Regions from separate parts of the Homo sapiens genome. Here region 2 is linked to region 1. A link is a contact called in ENCODE Hi-C or POLR2A ChIA-PET data. All regions are on one chromosome and are shown on one strand. The core of a region is the stretch at or near the end of the contact, and the rest is flanking DNA. Distances in the headings are between cores, read along the strand shown.

Region 1 (4,889 bases), core at 1,022-3,521:
GACAATTAGGGACAGCCCCTACCTCCTAGCGCCGTCTGTAATGATTCAGACTAGCTACTTATCCTAATCCTGCTCATCCTGCTGCACCTTCCTTCCTGTGGAAAACACCATGGAGGCTCTTGGCAGTGTTTCCCCACATCCCTCTCCCCTTCACTGACCCTGGCGCTTCCCCATGTGTCCCCTGTATGGTGTGGCATGGGCCCTGTCTCTAGGGATTTGTGAGTCCAGCACTCCCTCCTTAATCGTCGTTTTGCTTTCCTCGTTTCAGTTACTTGCGTCAACTGCAGTAAAAGAATATTAAGATATTTTGAGAGAGAGAAGGGAAGCAAAGAGAGACCACATTCACATAACTTTTATTACAGTATATTTTAATAATTGTTCTGTATTATTATTATTGTTGTTAATCTCTCATTGTGCCTAATTTATAAGTTCAACTTTATCACAGGTCTGGATGTATGGGAGAAAACAGTATCTAAAAGGTTCGCAGTTTCAGGCATCCCCATGAGGCTAAGGGGGGACTACTGTGTAACAAACTTCTTCCTTCATGACAGTCATTTCCAGATCTGTGTGTCTTATGGTACCTGATTAAAACAAATCCCAAATACCATTAAAACAGCACTGACTTCATACTAGGCACTCTATGCTTTATGTGGATTGTGTCATTCACTTGTGACAAGGGCAATATTGGGCAAATCCTATCATTCCCCTGGTTTTAAGGCTGAAAAAACAGAGGCTTAGAGAGGTGTAGTGACTTGCTCAGAGTCCTCGCTGTAGCATGGGGTAAAGCCAGGATATGACTTCACATAGTTTAACTCCAGAACTTACACTGTCATCTTGTTTTGTTTTTCTGCTTCTCTTGTGTGTCAAAAGAATTCCTCCTTAGTTGTTCTCATATGGGGCAACCATTAAATTAGGCAGTGTAAAAAACAAGTTATGCAGAATAAAGTAGCAAGAGCAATCTACTCTGAAATTAGTGTTTTCCCTCACTTTAGCACCTTTAGCTGACCCAGCTTCCTACCGCCCAGACATTTTACAAAAATCTCTCTCTGGAGTTGCCTCCTGATCTGGATTAGGAGTCACATAAGAAAATCAGTCTCATGAGTCCATCATTTTTCCTCATTTCTGACCAGAAGTATTCTGCCCCATTTGCTTCACCTTATTTCTAAATCACTCTAGCTCATTTAAACAAACAAACAAACAAACAAACAAACAATGAAACTTACTGCAAGGGCACAGAATAACTATCATTAAAGATGTCTGTGTAATTATGCCATAAGTTGCAAGGCAAACTCATGAAGCATTCCGTATGTTCTTTGAGCAGTGGCACTGTGGCTCGAACCAATGTCCAGCTTCCACACTATCTGCTTGGAAGAGGATTACCCTTATTTGGAAGTCTCAGTTTTGAGGATTTGGGGAAAGCAGGCACGCAAGCAGACACACCTTATTCTCTACAGCATCATTTATACCTCAACTAAGTCAGCTGAACAAATGCCTGCTGAAAAGTTCTGGGAGTGGCATAGCTAAGAACCAGAAAGGCGATCTTTCTTTTGGATTAAGTCAACAGAGTCATACCCACAAGGAGAACTATCAAATATCAGATGCGAGAGGTGAAGTGGGGTTATAAGGTGAGAGCTGAGAAGGGAGAAACAGGGTGAGTAAACCTCCATGACTCAGACGAATACTGAACTTTGCATTTCAGGAAGAATGAGGGTTTGGGTTGCTTCTTTTTCTTTTTAAAAACCTCTTCTTTTCAGTATTCCTTGGGGGGCGGGGTTCTCAGAGGATTAAGGGTTTGGAAAATTAAACAGATAAGATACTAAGAGTTAAATAACACATAAGAGGAAGAAGGATTAGAAAGAGGAAGAAGAAAAGTAGAAAGTGTGGTAGGTACCTTCCTACCTCAAGGTAGAAGTAGTGTGTTTCTAAGTACAGAGATAGATTTTGTCTGATTGGGGAGAAATCCTGCAAAAGGATTAGGAAGTGAGTGAGCTGAGAGATGAATTCCAGGGATTGGAGGTCATACAGAGAGCAGGGGAAGCACAAAACTAGGGCATGGAGTTTTGGGTGGAACTGAGGAGGCGTAAAAAAAAAGTGCTGAAGTTGTGAGCTGGGAAAGGTATCAAGTACATAATTTGGCAATTTTGTTATTTCTAAAAGATAAGCTAACAAATTACTTGGCTGTCATAAAAGTTCACTTTTTATGGATGTTAAAATACATGGAGATGTTCATTTACAAACATGGTGAGCTTGAGCCAGAGAGCCACCATGATACATTTCAGGTAGTATACGTTTAGTGTGACTGTGGCGCACTACCACCACCTAGTGGCAGCAGATTACCATGCAGCTATTGCAAATAGAAAATTAGAATAAAACAAACAGGCCTTTGGTGCTGAAAGACTTTGAGAGATTATCAGGTACAGCAGTTGACATATAGGTGATGCATCAGAAACACCCACAGAGCTTTTAAAAGATACACCTTAGATATATCAAACCAGAACTATATATCAAACCAGAAACTTTTGGCGATGTCGTCCAGGCATACATAGTAGTTTGAACAATGAGAAATTCCCATTTTTATAAGTCAAAAAAGAAAAAAATTGTCATTTTTTTTTTTTTGAGACGGAGTCTTGGTCCGTCACCAGGCTGGAGTGCAGTGGCATTACCTCGGGTCACTGCAACCTCTGCCTCCTGGGTTCAAGTGATTCTCCTGCCTCAGCCTCCCGAGTAGCTGGGACTACAGGCGTGCACCACCACACCGAGCTAATTTTTGTATTTTTAGTAGAGACAGGGTTTCACCATGTTGGCTAGCATGGTCTAGATCTCTTGACCCCGTGATTCGCCTGCCTCGGCCTCCCAAAGTGCTCGGATTTACAGGCGTGAGCCACCGTACCTGGCCACAATTGTCATTTTTATAGTAAATATTTTTTAAAAGCTCCCCGAAGACTTTGACTTCCTTTTGTTAAGAACCAGAGATTGATTCGAGTTTTCTGATTTGCCAAAAACAAAAATGAAGTTTAGAATGTTAAATGACTTGTCCAAGGTCCCATGGCTGGGACTCAATCTCTTGTCCTGATTTTAAGTCCAGTGCCCTCTTACTTATATGTATCTTCTTCATTGTGGGACAAACAAAACAATGTCACACATTCTCGATTTCCTGACACAGAGTCCCTACATATCCACCTTTTGTTTCAATTCCTACTGTCTCAAAGACATCTCTCCAGTGTTCCTCCCTTATTTCACCTAGCTTTTCAAAACGCCTTGTGCTTTTATTTCTGATACGTGTCTTACCTTCTCTGGAAATTCTATTCCCTAATACTTTTTCTTTAAAAAAAATGACTGTATACTATGAATTTTTCACTGATCCCATTAGATGGGCGCTTGGCAAACTGGGACAGAGGCCATGGTGTTTAGGAGAAGGCTCATACCAGGTTGCAAGAGCTGAGTGCTAAAATGTCAGGAATTTTGTTATTAAGGCTAGTTATTAAATCTGTTATTACACATTAACTGATGCATTCCTGACATAAAAAATTAACTACTTTTTAATGATTATTTTACTGTTATCAATGTTCTTCAGGTTGTCTACATCAATTATCCTTATATCTGAAGGTGGAAATACTATACCATGCTGTGCATCCCTTCCCTACTCTGTATTCTGTGAAAGAGCGGGTCGGGTGGCTTGAAAATGGCCATTGGTGGGATTATTTACACCACAGAAATTGGCAAATGTTACAGATCAGGGTTTGATTTATTATTTTGCTTTATTGTCTAGATTTAAAAAGTGATGGCCCAATGCAGTGGCTCATGCCTGTAATCCCAATACTTTGAGAGGCTGAGGCAGGAAGGTGATGGCCCAATGCAGTGGCTCATGCCTGTAATCCCAATACTTTGAGAGGCTGAGGCAGGAGGATCACTTGAGGCCAGGTGTTCGAGACCAGCCTGGGCAACATAGACCCTGTCTCTACAGGAAATAAAACAATTAGCCAGGTGTAGTGGCATGTGCTTGTAGTCCCAGCTACTTGGGAAGGTGAGGTGGGAAGATTGTTGGAGCCAGGAGTTTGAGGGTGCAGTGAGCTATGATTGTACCACTGCATTCCAGCCTGGACAACAGAGTGAGACCCTGTGTCTTAAAAAAAAAAAAAAAAAAAGACCAGGTGTGGTGGCTCACACCTGTAATCCCAGCGCTTTGGGAGGCCGAGGTGGGCAGATCACGAGGTCAGGAGTTCGAGACCAGCCTGACCAACATGGTGAAACCCTGTCTCTACTAAAAACACAAAAATTAGCCAAGCTTGGTGACAGGTGCCTGTAATCCTAGCTACCCAGGAGGCGGAGGTTGCAGTGAGCCGAGATCACACCACTGCACTCCAGCCTGGGCAACAGGGCGAGACTCTGCCTCAAAAAAAAAACACAAAAAAAAAAACTGATGAAAATTATAATAATGCAGATTAAACTTAACAGTACATCATATCCAGTGCTCCCATTGTGAATAACATAAAAAGTGGAAGAAATGTTCTTCTGGTATTTGAAAACTATTAACTGAGTCAGCAAGGAAGTGGTTCATGTCATTGTTGGCGAATGAATGAAGTTCCAAAATGTCTTCGTTGTTTCACTCCCTTCTTAGTCATTAATGTAAACAAAATATCAACCAACATTCATGTTGGAACTAGTCTTTCCTCAGTTGTAACCATGCAGATAGATGTAGGAGTTCAGCAAAAATCATGAGAGCATTCAGTGAGAATCATTTGTCTATATGAAATTTAAAATAAAGAATATTGTATATTTTATTATTGTTTGAAAATTATGTGAAATTATATCAATGAGATAGATACCAAAGTTATCTACATACAGATAGACACTTTTTGCTTTCCAGAGAGCCAGTTGTTCACAGCTTA
Region 2 (5,105 bases), core at 1,799-4,298, 130 kb after region 1:
TCACATAGGATCACATGACTTTGAACCTTAATACAAGGTGGACCTCATGGTATCACTTTTGAATTCCCATTGCCTAGTGAGACATGTGTCACTTTTGCTGAATAAAACCCGGGTATGTGAACAATAAAGAGAAACTTAAAAGTGAATGCACTGCTTCAGAAAGACCAGACTTCCAAGCCCCCGAATGGTGGCACCACTGTCCCCCAATACTTTTGTTACTACTTGCCATTTGTTTTGCCCCTTGTTCCTATTTTGAATAAGAACCCATTGCTCTCCAGAAGTAAAAGCAATGTGACCATTTGTTTATTTACTCCCTGCACCAAGACCCAGGGTGATGAGGCTGGATTGCACATGGGGCGTGGGCATCAGAAACTGGAAAGTCTCACCCTGCCCAGCCTGTCTGGCTCGTATGCTTGGGCAAGTCACATAGCTCCTGTGGGACTCCGTTTCCTCACCCAGTGATAATGACCGGCTTCACAGGGTGGCTGCGGAGCTTAATTAAGGATTGAGAAGGAGGCAGAAAATACAAAGTGCAGCATACACGCAAATTTCCCATATTTATTTTTGGGCTCAGTAACCTGTTGGTAGGAGGTGTTTATGACCTGGAAGAGGAGTCTAGCAAGAGATGTAACTAGCTATTCTCATTCCAAAATGGTTCACTTGGTATTGACTGGGAAATGGGCCATGTCATTCTTGCTTTTGTTCGAGTACATTCTGTGGCCCTTCCTGCTAACTTTCTGGGTATAGCTTGCCAACTCTAGGCCTCAGTTTTCTTGTATAAGGACTTTATCTATCTTTCCTTTATGCTCAGATATGCTGTGATGGCTTAAGCTTTTTCCTTAGTGCTTATACCCTTAAGCCGCACTCAGATAGAAGACAGAGGGAAGGCATACACGTTTGTGAGTGACCCCATGGGGTAGTTCCCTGAGCCAGAAAAGACAGAGACTTATGAAGCCCTGCATAGGTGACACCCGAAATCTGCCTGGCTTTGCGGATCCTGGCCTTTCTTCTAAGTGCTTGGAAGACCTTGGCAGATTCAGCCAGCGTTTTGATCACTGCCAGAGCCTGCAGCTTTGTTGCTAATTGTTTGCTGAATGAATTGAGCAAAAGCACAACTGGTCCCAAGGCAGGAGTGAGGAGGTGAGGGAAAGACAGAAAAACAAACCAGAAGAGAGGACTGGGTGACTGCCTTGGAAAATCTTATTATTACTAGTACATTTTTTTGTCTTTTAATCACAAAGGCTGTCTCTGCACTAGGACTAAAGAACCAGAACTGTTCAGAAAGAGAGAAGAGCCCAGCACCTTATACTCAGGAGATACTGAAAAACATCATATAAGGTGTTTACTGTTGAGAGAAAAGTACACATCAGAGGATGCCCATTATTGATATAGAGCCTTCTCTGTATCTGGATGAACGTGACCAGGAAGCCACCCTCAGCCTGCTGCAGCTGTTTTCAGAATCTGTGGGATCACACCCCAGAGGCAGTTGGGTCAGCCGCAGGCATCAGGTGAGGAGGAGGAAGAGTGAGACAGCTATTACAGGCTGCCGGACCAGGTGGCTGTGAAGAGGTGTGGGGACACCAAGGCTTATATAAGGAGGATGGAGAACACAGGCCAAAGGGGAGGCTGTAATGCTGACTTCGATTGGCTAACTTAATATAAGGCAGACTGAGGGAGGAGGAGGAGGGCAGGAGAGAACACGCTTTAGAAAGCATGACGGTGTCTCATTCTGTTTGCAAGTGAGCACGTAGGTGCCTTCCAAATATGATCCTGAAGAAGGTGCAGATAAATGAAAAATTGGATATACAATAAACCACATACCTCTTTATGTTTATATATGAACATATTAAAGAAGGTTGGCTTTAGTAGAGTATGATGCATATTCTAATTATATCAATATTGGATGCATTGTTAGTACCATTTCTCAACTTCATTTAAAAATCACTTTCAGAAAATACAAAAAATAATTCTGAAGATTTTAACCTTAGGTGCCCGTAGATCATTTTCTTAGGAAACTGCAGCTTTTAGAAATGCTGGACATACTTTATCCAAAGCGTTATAACTGGTCTTCCACAAGCCTAGGATAAAGTTTTCCACAGAAACACTACTACAGAAAAATGCCACATGCCATGGATTAAACACTGAAACCAGCTAATCACAACACATGAGAGCAAATGTAGCATGTTCAGAGAAGTACAAATATGTTGAAACATGTCTGTCATGAAATCTGATCTTAACAATCCTCTGAAGACTAGCCTTTTTGCAAAGAGAACTTATGACTAATATACCTCACGGAGGGGGTCTCAGTTTCTAATAGAGTTAATTTTATCTGCTTTGATGATGGAAACGAAAGACACCCTGGAAACATCCTCTTAATTCTAAGCACCATCCACTCTTTTTGAGGGGGGAGAGGGAAGCTTTCAGTAATTCCCAGTGTGTCTTATACTGAATATATAGAAGATGGTAAAGCAGGGCCAGGTAATTCCAACACTTAAACTGCTACTTAACCATCCACATATTAAAGGAGTTTACATGGATTGTCAGCTATGAAAGAGGTTTCTCAATCTATATCCCACTCCACAGTCAACTCTCCTCACAGGTGCTCTTGGCTGTGGGGCACTCATAATCTCAGAAGCCGATAAGGCTGCCAAGTTCAAGTTGCCGTGACTCTGAACACAGTATAATATTCCCATTCCAAGCCATAGCCCGTCACTTTTGTGGCTGTTCAGATGAGGGCCCTTCTTGGTACCACTCTGACTCACATACACTGGCTGAAGTCATGTAGCAGGTGAAGGACTTAAGTGTCACTAAGTTGGTTTCCAGTTGCTTCCAGGAAAAAAAAAAAAAATCCCCGGCATATAAGATTCTTGCTCCTGACACCTGGCACTTTCTCCTTGTGTTCATGGCTGCAGACAGAAGATCTGGCCATTACTGTTTTGGCTTCAAGTGCTGCCTCCCACACACATATTGAGGGGCTCTGCAACAAACAGAAACCTAGGGACACTGACATTTTGGAGGCAGGGTGTAGAAAAAAACACTGTATGTGTATCTGAAAACTCTGCCATGCATGTCAGCCCTGACACGCCACTTCCTAGCTCTTCTAACGTCAGAACATTCTGTGTTAGGAGTTGCTAATCAGTCCAATATCATATGTAGTTTAACGGTGTTGAAACACATTTGCCAGAAAGGAGGCCAAAAGGAAGGGCCCCTCTACTGCTATCTTCTGCAAAAGATCTGATCACTTGTGACTGCAGCCCCTCACTTTGCCCCCAGGTGTTTTCTCCCTGTGTTGTTCTTGGGCGTGTTTAATTTGGATTGAGCATCCATGGAGCTGTGTAAACATTGAGGTCCCATGAATATTGCAATATTAAACAGCAGTGGTAATTACCAATAGACCCCTCAAAAAGCAATCGAATAGCAAACTCACCTTAACTTGGCCTTTGTATCTCTGGCAACGGAAAGCTCAAAATGCAGTTCTGTCATTTTTGCACAGTCATTTACCTTGACACCCTCCCTCTGCCGTGGAATCAAATCTCCATGTATAAAAATAAACCTAGAAACTTTCTGTTCACACGTTTTGAGGTATGTGCACCAAATGACACACTTTGGGAGGTAAGCACGAGTCATGGTAACTGACCACATCCTTTATCTTTTCATCCTAAGACTTAGCAGAACTTTATCTTTACAATAAAATGGCCTTTAGAAGTGGGTATCACCAACTTCAGAATGTGAACATCGTTACTGAGAAAAAGCATTTTCCTTTTAAACAGAAACCAACAGCCATGCATTAAAAGGCCTGAGGAAAAAAAAAAAAGTGGAGCTACCACAAAACAAACAAATATTCAGCTTGGTTTCAGGAAGCTTAGAGAGGATCAAACAAGGCTTTCTCTATTGAAGTTGTTCGAGAACATTTATGGTTATTTCAGCTTCAGTTTCTATTTACGCTGCTGGCTTTTATGCCTCGACCTCAGGAGGGCATTCCAACTTCAGGTTAACTCACAAGTAGCTTCAGAAAAGTTGGCCTGAAAATCCCACCCCCAGAGTGGGGGAGGGGAAAGCACGATGGTTCACATTGGTTTCCAAACACCTTTCAAACCACTGCTTTGGCCTTGAGTCGAGGATATCTCAAAAATTGGGGAGAGAAATTCCACGGAGAGAGGGTGAGAAAGGTTTCTCATGGTGTGAACATTCATATAGGGAGACTGTCTCTTCCTGCGGGATGAAACCAGGAGAAGAGAGCACCAATTTGCGGAGCCCTCGTGAAGGTTTCCACTCAGGAGTTTGCAATTTTCTGTTGGTCCCTAGGGAGGAAGATTTAGTACATGGTTGAATTTCCAAGCAAATTAACTTCCAGAATAAAGGAGGAACTATGCCAACCCTTTGCAAACAATATTTTTGTTTTATAAATCTATTTAGTTTTCAATTCTTCGTGCCATTTATCCTCATAACCATGTTTTGGTTGGTATTTTTAATCCCCTTTTGATGGATTAGGAAATTGAGGTTTAGAGATTAAGAAACAAGCCCAAAGTTATACAATAAATACATAGAAAAGCTAAGATTCAAACCCGGGTCCTTTTGCCTCTAATGTCCGAGTCCCTTCCAATACGCCACACAGCCCCTGACCACTCCCTTCCGTTAACAATGCATATTGTCAGCGGTGGAAAGAGGAAGAAACTTTTGGAGTAGAATACTGAACAGTTTTGATTAGGGAGCGGATGTGAGGCAGAGGAAATATTATCACTTTGGTGGTTGTTACTATGTCCCCATCCTTTCATGGAAACATATGGAAGTTTTCTCTTAAACGTACATGTCAGAACTTGCCGGTGAAATTTAAGTGACACCCTGCATATGGTGCAAGTTCATCTCCGAGAAGCAAGAGATGAAAAAGCCGCTGTTTCCAGATGTATCAAATCTCATATAAATACCACACGTTGCTTGCCTCTGGAGAAGGTCTCAGTAAGGTTTGTCCAGATTTCAACATAGAGTATTCCTATTTACATATGTCCCGCTGCATACATACTTAGCTATGTCAATATCCACTTGGCATACTCTGGAGCTTAGAAAAAGTTTCCTGCCGAAGCTGAACAGCTTCCCTTGATTGCTCC

What was found. Hi-C counts contacts between places; a loop is a spot of excess contacts on that map. ChIA-PET counts read pairs that join two places held with the same protein, here RNA polymerase II (POLR2A). Pooled maps may share reads with other maps.
Region 2: a pooled map shows a loop between it and region 1 (5-fold over the local background). The contact joins two enhancer-like sites. A Hi-C loop is called at or near these places in 8 of 50 pooled maps. POLR2A ChIA-PET finds 5 or more read pairs at or near these places in 2 of 52 experiments (activated CD4-positive, alpha-beta T cell and activated naive CD4-positive, alpha-beta T cell).

The regions. Positions count from the first base shown.
Region 1 is chr15:60,518,645-60,523,533 of GRCh38, forward strand. The region is part of intron 3 of RORA (RAR related orphan receptor A); the gene reads right to left. All of the region lies in intron 3 of RORA-AS1 (RORA antisense RNA 1), which reads left to right. Among named protein-coding and RNA genes, the nearest start is that of RORA-AS1, 42 kb to the left of the region's middle. Within about 2 kb of position 2,272, at least 5 of the 41 ENCODE cell types and tissues checked have a DNase peak (open chromatin) inside an H3K27ac peak, as active enhancers do.
Region 2 is chr15:60,646,408-60,651,512 of GRCh38, forward strand. The region is part of intron 2 of RORA (RAR related orphan receptor A); the gene reads right to left. It overlaps LOC105370846 (a long non-coding RNA gene), which reads left to right. Exons shown (of 5, transcript XR_007064663.1): 5 at 1,242-5,105. Among named protein-coding and RNA genes, the nearest start is that of RORA-AS2, 33 kb to the right of the region's middle. RefSeq lists an enhancer at 3,734-4,235. Within about 2 kb of position 3,049, at least 4 of the 41 ENCODE cell types and tissues checked have a DNase peak (open chromatin) inside an H3K27ac peak, as active enhancers do.